Linked DNA regions of Mus musculus: region 2 is linked to region 1. A link is a contact called in ENCODE Hi-C or POLR2A ChIA-PET data. All regions are on one chromosome and are shown on one strand. The core of a region is the stretch at or near the end of the contact, and the rest is flanking DNA. Distances in the headings are between cores, read along the strand shown.

Evidence for each region. A loop is a pair of places that touch in the nucleus more often than their neighbours do. ChIA-PET counts read pairs that join two places held with the same protein, here RNA polymerase II (POLR2A).
Region 2: a map of Patski shows a loop between it and region 1 (2.2-fold over the local background). The contact joins the promoter of Runx2 here to the enhancer-like site in region 1. A Hi-C loop is called at or near these places in 1 of 37 maps with a recorded cell type or tissue (Patski). POLR2A ChIA-PET finds 5 or more read pairs at or near these places in 1 of 5 experiments (Patski).

What each region holds. Positions count from the first base shown.
Region 1 is chr17:44,502,009-44,506,554 of GRCm38, forward strand. It overlaps a transcript of Runx2 not described here. Among named protein-coding and RNA genes, the nearest start is that of Runx2os3, 58 kb to the right of the region's middle. Within about 2 kb of position 2,998, at least 1 of the 3 ENCODE cell types and tissues checked has a DNase peak (open chromatin) inside an H3K27ac peak, as active enhancers do.
Region 2 is chr17:44,733,820-44,738,187 of GRCm38, forward strand. It overlaps Runx2 (runt related transcription factor 2), which reads right to left and starts at 2,829. Exons shown (of 7, transcript NM_001145920.2): 1 at 1,414-2,829. The coding sequence starts at 1,815. RefSeq lists a promoter at 2,584-4,368 and a cis regulatory region at 3,720-3,728.

The DNA of each region.
Region 1 (4,546 bases), core at 1,748-4,247:
TGGTGGTGGAGGCTGCGTTGTGATATCAATGTACCCAGCGTCACTGAGCTGTACACTGAGGAACAACGGCAAGGATGCACTAATATGGAATATACTTCACTCATGGTTGTAAAACTTCATAAAACTTATGACAAGAGAGGGGGGACTGGAGACATCTTGAGTCATGGTTTGAGTAAGTGGGATGTGAATGATACAGTGACCAAATTTGATGCCTAGGACAAGGGAGACAGAAAGCAGACATGGTGGGGTGGAGATAGCACTTACAGGCAGGGCAATCAGAAGAGGAATTGAGAAGGTAATTTTGAGCAAAGGCTTAAGGAGTGAAGAAGGTGTGAGTCATCTTGAGTCAGGCATCGGAGAACAACTGTGTGTACACTTCTGTAACTTTCCATAAAGGGATCGAATGGATAACCTACTGCTAAGGTTTCTATGGATACAATGTGGGTGAAGCACCCCAGCAGGTCCCCAAGGGTAGAACGGCTTATTTAACCCTGGACGCTAAATGCTCCGAAGGTATGTCTGAGTCAGAAGGATGGGGCAGGGGGCATTCTGCCACTAAGAGCTTCTGTCGGGACTGTGTGGATGCAGGTGGGAAGAAAGTGATGTTCTTAGACCCCCATGCTTCCTAAGCAAGATGCTTGCAACGCAAGCATTTCACAGCTGAGTTGATGCTTCCTTGAGGCCACAAATGTCCACTGGCACAGGACCTAAAGGCACATAGAAATTGTATGTGCTCCAGAACTCTATGGCCCTCAGCCAGGCTTCTCATCCCTTTCCTAGTGGTTCTTGAAGGTACCATTCGTGTTCCTGTCACACAGCCTTTGTCACTTGCTGTCCCCTCTGCCTAGAACGCTCCCCCCTCAGGTATCTGTGCCCCACACACCTTCTTCACTCCTTAAGCCTTTGCTCAAAATTACCTTCTCAATTCCTCTTCTGATTGCCCTGCCTGTAAGTGCTATCTCCACCCCACCATGTCTGCTTTCTGTCTCCCTTATCCTAGGCATCAAATTTGGTAACTATATCATTCACATCCCACTTACTCAAGATATAAGGAAGCTCAATTTGAAATGGCTGGCCTACCCACAAGGGCAGAGGGTAGAGGGCAGAGGGAAGAGGGCAGAGAGCTCCCATAAAAGGTAGGATGAAGGAGAAAACTCAGCTGGTGAAGCTCTTGGTGAGCCGCCCTGTATTCAGATCCCCAGGACTCACATAAGAATATGAGCATGGTGACACTCTTACAATCCCAACACCATGGGAAGGGAAACAGGCACATCCCCGGAGCTTGTTGTCCAGCTTGTTTGACCCAGTCCATGATCTCTAGGCTCACAGACAAACCCTGTCTCAAAAAAAGAGGTGAGGAGCCATCAAGAAAAACAGAGGACATCAATCTCTAGCCCCCAAAAGCTCCCACATACATGCAGAGGAGTGGTTCTGAATCTTTGAGTTAATTGGGAATCTGTGTTTACTGACGCTGATGATCCTTGCCCCCCGTTGGTTTTTTGATCATCTATCAATAATGATGCCACTATCTATTGGCTGGGAGGAAAGAAAGAGGTGGAACTTCCAGGTTCCCCCAGGCTAGGATAGAGGAGAGGGCAGGAAGAGCTAGATCGAGATACTTGGGGGAGAGAGATGAAAGCTAACTCAGAGCAGCCCTAGAACATCAGGCAGGGTAGCAAAAACTACATGCACCACATACAGGCACACAGATATGCAGAGACATACACAGAACACACACACACACACACACACACACAGAGAGAGAGAGAAAGAGAGAGAGAGAGAGAGAGAGAGAGAGAGAGAGAGAGAGAGAGAGGAGAGAGAACCAAAAGAGGTGCCTACTAAACTAAGGAATGCCAACTTTAAACAGGTAGTGGAAGCTGCTGTGGAGTATCCGTAGGCACAAGACAGATGTAATTTGCTTCTTTAAGGTTCCCCTGGCTGCCAACTCATGGCTGGAGGCAGAAGGATGAAATTTGAAGAAGCACATGGCCTTCCTGAGCACCTAAGACACTCTGACAGAGGACCGACAGAGTGGATCTAGGTTTGCAGTATTTGAAGCAATTATTTTTCTAGGAATAGACTGAATTTCAGAAAAAAAGAAACTCCTGCTGCCACCCTATGTAACTGTACTGTAAATGTTGACCTCTGCCCCTGCTCAGGTTAGCCACTATGGCCTTTTATACATCCCCATGCAATTAAAGCCAACATGGGTTTTATGGTATTTTTTTAAAGCCCCAAGATAAATTTCTATCCACTTACACAGGGCTGCTCTGCCACCTCTTAACATAGCTGGTATATTCAGTATGTGGATGATATCTCCACGTATCTGGGAATACACCCATAGGTACAGAGACTCCATGTGGCTAAATGGAATAGCTTTTGGTGGGAAATACAAGGTGTTTGTACAACCTGTATATTCTTTGCCATGAATTTTTCTTTCCTGTGGAGAAAGAAAGGCACAGAACGCAAAAGCTATTTCTACACCATAACGGACCTTGGCTCAGGGAGAGAATGTTCAAAATAGATTATGTCCCTCAGCCCTGTTTCCAGGGTTGAACGGCTCCCAAATGAACACAGTTAATCCTCCCTCCCAGAGAGCGCCTCACCTTTGAACTTCATTTTCTAAACTATCATAAAAAAGCAGAAACAATTCCAATGCTAGATCCTGAGGACCCTGCAGAAGCCCAGGCTCTCTGCCCACCAAGGCAAAAGATCATCCAAGGGGCCAGCTCCCTTATAAAACAGGCAGACTTCCCGGTGAACTTGACGGAAAGAGCAGGCTGTAAAAGGCGGCATTTTGCTTTTAACAAGGCCAGGCAGGCTGGAGAGCCACCAGCCCTGGTAGTCTGAAGGAGCCCAAGAATATTAGAACCCAGGGTCATGAGGAGCCAGGACACCACTAGGAATGTTGGTAGGAGAGACAGTCTGGCGAGCCGCTGGGAAACAACCGGAAGCCCACTGTGCCAACCCTGGCATGAGTCAGCAGGCCAGAAAGGCGGCCAGGACAGTTGGGTGGACTGGGCAGCTCCGTGCCTGGCCACACAGGATTAGTGCCTCCCGAAGCCCCTCCCTCACACAGCAAACCTCAAAGACAGCCAAAGATGCCAAGGGTGACAGGTGACAGGTGTGTGCACATGTGGCCACTCACCAACTCTGCCAAGACAAGCGCCCCAATCAATTCCATGGTGGCCCTTGCCAACCTCTTGCCCGCATTTTGGATGAACATTTTGGAGATTGCATCTCCATCTGGAGATGATGGTCTCTGTTCCCCAAAGCTCGGGACTGCACAGCTGGACATAAGGATTCTCAGGAAATGGGGGCTAGGAGGGTGGAGCATGGAGCAGAGATAAGCCCTAGGTCCTCCAGGGCCCTCTACTATCTTGGAGTACAAAATGAGACACTTGGTACATGAATGACAATTGGATATGCCTTTTTCCCATGCTGCAAACAAGTCTAGAGCAGAATTTGCTCCCAAGACCTAACATAGACCTGAAAGATGGCAGTGCCCACCATAGCTTCCTTAAGTGTCCTAGGAAGGCACTTTTTTTAACCATTACTTTCTCCTCTCTTGGCTCCTTCTGAAGTCACGCTTCCCGGCCATGCCTCCCGGCCTTGCCTCCATGTCTCTCCCTCAGGTCCTTTTTTTTTCTAATTTGGGTCTGGCCTCCTCTTTCTTGTACTTCCATGCCATTTTTCTAATGATATCCTTCTGTGCCAGGCTCAATTATATACACAGCTCAAATGAGCAGCCCCGACTCTAAATTTGGCCTTGTCCACTGGAAGGAGGAGCCGTGCGGCATCTAGTGTTGCCCAAAAGGAAAGATGCTGGTCCCTACGGGGAGTCAAAGCCAACGAAAAGAGGGGAAACTTGTGGGGAAAAAAAAGGCACAAAGACAGAATGAAGAAACAGCCCAGGCCTGGCTGGCCCCCGGGTCACCGGGGCTGAGGCTGATTCTGTGACTTCAGCCAGGCCTATTGAGACTCCATGCCTGCCACAAGCATGCAGCAGCAACTGGCTTGAGTTGATTTTTTTCCTCTTTAGAAATACCCTGCTGTCTGACCCTACCTATGCTTTCTCTGCAGGGTTAGTAAAGGGTGAAATGAGAGCATCTACCGGGAATTTCCTGACTTCTTTGAATTTTCCTCCAGATCTGGCTGTGAGTCAACGAGATGCTCTTAGGACACTCGGAAAGACTCAGCGTGTCTCCCAGCTCCCACCATCCTGGGGGCACCAGGCAAAGACTGCTGGGTAACCAGGGTGAAAAGGAAGAAGGGCACCTCCCTCCTTGACTCTGCCACTATACTGTCCCCAGACTCCACTGTGGTATTAATATCCCATATACCTACAAAAAATTCTCTGTAGATCCAATATATCTACAAAACAAAACAACCCTTGCCTCCATTCAAACTTAAGCTCCTGTTTGATTAGAATCATTTGCTTTAACTATTTAAAAATGTTTAAATCATTTAATTATTTAAATGTTCAACTTCTGATTTTATTGATCTTTACATTTGGGGCATCTGTACAATAGAGAAGGAGGTA
Region 2 (4,368 bases), core at 1,579-4,078, 230 kb after region 1:
GTGGGAGTTTGGCACCAGAGTCCGAGATGAAGGAACTGGCACAATTCCGCCTTTTTTTTTCTTTCTTTCTTTCTTTCCTCTCTCTCCCTTTTTTTCAAGACCATTCTTAACCTGTTCAACAGAGAGCCGGGTCCCAGACTCGCCCACTAAAACTGGATGCATCTCTCTCGCTGGCTCCCCCAACTGATCCCTAGCGTCTGGACCAGGAGAATGGACAGCCACCCATCCAGCCAAGTCTCTTCCGGGGATGGGGGGTGGGAGGGGTGCTCCGCACCACCACCAAACCCCAGACTGCATCATAGATATGGCCAGGGCCTGGGGACCCGCACACTTTCAACCTGCTGTCAGCTGTGCGTGACTCCTACCGCTATCGGTGCTGGCAAGCTAACGGGACTTGGAAGAGGAGGCCACGGGGACGCACCTTGGAGCCCAGGCCTCCGGCAGGAGCCACCCATCACCCATCGATTTCCCCAAGCAGAAGGGACATCTGGGAGTTCTGGCTCTTTCAAGGCAAATAAAGTTTTCACCTCTGTTTATTCTGACCAACCGAAGTTGCTCCACAGGATTCCCTTTTCCTCCCAGGCAAAATGAGGGGGGGGGGGGAAGCAGCCTAAGCCTTGCTCCCCTTCCCCGACGCTCATCACTCCCGCACTCGGGGGCGCAGAGCCCCGAACCCCCCGCAACTCCCTGCTCCTGCCTGGCCCTGATAGAAGCCGAAACCCCGGCGGCCCCGCCTTCCTCCAAGTAACGGGAACCAGTGCCGGCCGAGGAGGGCGCGAATGTCCCGTCTGTCCCCGCTCTCCCGCGTCCATCCCCAAGTTTACTGAGCACTCTCAACCTACGCTCCTCGATTGGCACCTCATCTCGCCCCAGGCGCAAGCGCCCTCCGGTGCTGGCACCCTGCAGGCAACCGGGCCAAGCCGGGGAGCAGCCGGGAGTGCCAAACGGCAACCAATCCGGGAAAGGGACACCTAGTTCGGGGTAGAGGCCTGCGTCTGCAAAGGGGAAAGCGGGAAGGAGCGCACAGAATCCCGGAGAGGAGAGGCCGGGATGCCCGTGTGGAGTGAGGAGACCCCGGGAGAAGGGGGCGGGAGGAAGCTTGCAGCTCACAGTGGGCGCCTCGGGGCGTCTGGGGGCCCAGGAGTCTCACAGCAGGGAAAGAGGCAAGAACCGCGCCTGGAAGACTGAAGGATGAAGAAGCAAGGGAACCTAGGCTTACATGGTAGTGGGCGCACAGGTGAGAAGGGGGATCTGCTCGCGGTGGCCGCTGCGGGGTATGTAGATCAGAGCCACCTCGGTCCCCTGAGTGGAGCCACCAAGGCTGGAGTCTTGGAGGACACCCATGGGCACCGAGACCACGGCGGGAAGGTTCCATGGGGCCGGGCCAGGATCTGGGGGTGACCAGTCTCTTACCTTGAAGGCCACGGGCAGGGTCTTGTTGCACCGCCAGTGCGAGGGCAGCACGGAGCACAGGAAGTTGGGACTGTCGGTGCGGACCAGTTCGGCCGGGTGGTCCGCGATGATCTCCACCATGGTGCGGTTGTCGTGCGGCGGCCTCAATCGGGGCACTGCGGCCGCCGCCGCTGCTGCCGCCGCCGCTGCCGCCGCTGCTGCTGCGGCCGCCTCCTGCTGCTGCTGCTGCTGCTGCTGTTGTTGCTGTTGCTGTTGTTGCTGCTGCTGTTGCTGCTGCTGCTGCTGCTGTTGCTGCTGCTGCGCAGCCACCACCGGGCTCACGTCGCTCATCTTGCCGGGCTGCAGGCTGCTGGAGGGGGGGCTGAAGCGCCGGCTGGTGCTCGGATCTACAGGAATACGCATCACAACAGCCACAAGTTAGCGAAGTGGCCGGGGGAGGGGGAGGAGGGTGGAAATGGGGGGCGAGGAGGAGGAAATCGAGGGGGTGGAGGCGAGACGGGGGCGGAAAGAGGATGGAGGTGACGGGACAGAGGAGGTGAGAAATCAAGTTCGAGGAAGCCGTGTGCCGGGCGGAGTCTGCTGGGGGCCGGCGACTGGAGACCGGACAGAGTCGGGGTAGCGGGTGGGGACACCCGAGAGGCGCGGATCTCCACCGGGAGGCTTGGGAGTCCCTGGCGGTGGCTGCAACGAGCGGGACGCGGGGGCGTGTTTGGCCCAGCCGCCGCAAGGGACTTGAAGTTAACAGCTTGCAGTAGGGGCCCCTTGGGGCACCGTGTCCTGGGTGCGCTGGCGCCCCGCTCCGGGTTCCAGTACGGTAGTGGAGCCCCGCAGGTTCAGCAGTCCATCTCGGCGGTGCGTGTGGCTCCTCGCTGTCCGCCACCGCCAAGCAGAGCGCGGCTGCCCAGCTCGCGGCGCCGTCGCTTGCCCGCGCCGCCTCCTCCGCCTCCTCCTCCGAGGCCGCTGCGCGCTCCCCGCGCCGGCAGCGCGCTCCGAGTCCTCCGGCCGCCGAGTCCTTCCTTTCCCCGGCTTCTCCTCTCGCCCTCTCCTTCGCCGCCGTCTAGCTCGCAGCCTCGTCTCTCCTGCTCTTTGCAAAGTGCCCCGGGCCCCCCTCGCGTTTCAAGGTGCCGGGAGGTAAGTGGGGGCGGGGGGAGAGCGGATCTCGGGGCGACAGATCTGGAGCCTGCGGATCGCAGCCGCTGCCGCCGCCCGCCGGCCGCTAGAAGCGCCGCTGCGCTCGCTCGGCGCCCGAAGCTGTAGGGAGGAGGTCCCCGCCTAGGACATCGCCGCCTGCGTCCTCGGCTCCCCACTTCACCCTCAGGACCGGGAACCACTTCTCGGTCTGACGACGCTAAAGCTGAGAAGCGGGAGAGCCTCAGGCTGCTCCGACTGGCGTTAATTTTTCGTTGTTAACTTCAGGAGAGGAGGAAGGGAAATTCTCAAGTCTCCACGTTGACTTCTGAGCACTCTTCACCCTGCCCCCAACCCCACCCCACATTGGTTGGGGCGGGGGGCAGGTTTTTACAGGCTTCGGGAGTGCCCCCCCTTAGGTGACACCAAAATGGGTGACAGGAGTGTTTGTCAAAATAGTTTTAGAAACTCTAACGGATGTCTGGACACTTTTCTTATATATTCCTTCTTGTCATTATTGGAGAATAAGGATGGGTTGCTTTTTTAATAAAAAGAACTAAAAAATGACAGCTTGGTAATTAAAATAAGTTGTAAGTTGATAAAATGCTTGCTGGGAAAGGGGGAATACACAGCGGTTATCCATTCATTTCCCAATCTTTTATTAAGTGTAGTCTTCGTCTCAGACTAAGTCTAGTGTCTAACTGTCTTTCTAGCCACTCCCCACTTTGGGGGGTTAAAAATAAAAAGTTTAAAAAAAAGTTCAGTAATTATTTATTTATGTTTTTGTTTCCCGGCGTTATGGGGGGAGGCGATTTTGGAATCCCCAAAAGATTGTGGTTGAGAGATGAAGGAGTGCGGGGAGCGGCAGCAGTTTTGTTTTTTTTTTGTTTGTTTTTTTTTTTTTTGTTTGTTTTTTTACCTAAAATGTGGTTTTTGGAGGCTGGGATTTCTAATGATTAGGTTTTTGTGGTTTATATAGACACGACTCAAACTGAGGCGATCATTATACTGATGGGAATCAGAAGCACGTGGGTGTCTCCGACCAGCCTCAAATTCTGAGCCTTCAAAACAAATCAAACAACGTGCGGCGGCGCCCACAGAAGCCGGGAAATCCGCCGGAGGCTGATACACCCCAAGAACCAGGCAGAAGCAATATCGGGCTGGCTCACCTCTCAGCGTGATGTTCTGTTATATGTCTTGCCTAACCTATTATTTTAAAACTTCCAACGCTTCCAAATAGAATCATTTTACCAAAATCCCCGGCGATTCGTAACAAGGTAGTTGACGCAACTGTGATTTGGTGAAATCAATGAAAAATTGGGAGTCGTCCCCTAGGAGGACTAAAGAAGAGGGCTAGCTGGGTAACATTTCTCACCATCCGTCTTATTTAAAGCTCTTCACGTAGCCATTAATTTGGGGCTTTTACTGCTGGGGTGCAAATGCCTTCCAAATTCAGCAAGGGACCTGTCATGACCCTCCCTAGCGCAGTTGCCACTCTCTGACCTTCCCTCCCCGCGCGCCCAGCAGGGCCCAGAAAAGGTACCCGGAGCGCGCAAAAGAGGTTGTTTGCGCCTCTTTGCAACTCGAGACTAGAAAATACAAAAAGTGGATCGCTGTGCTCAGATGGTCTGGGGACCCGTGCTCCTGTGCCTGAGAGGCGCTCTGGGGGTTGAGGAGTGGACAGAGTTGAGTGTGACTGCTTGCTCTCTCACAGGCTAGGGATGATACTGGGGAGCACTCCTGTGCCCTCCCCCTTTGAGTCACTGCTTCTGCCTCCCCTTTCTGCTTGCACCACTTACAACTATGCAAACCCCCCCCCCCCCCGCC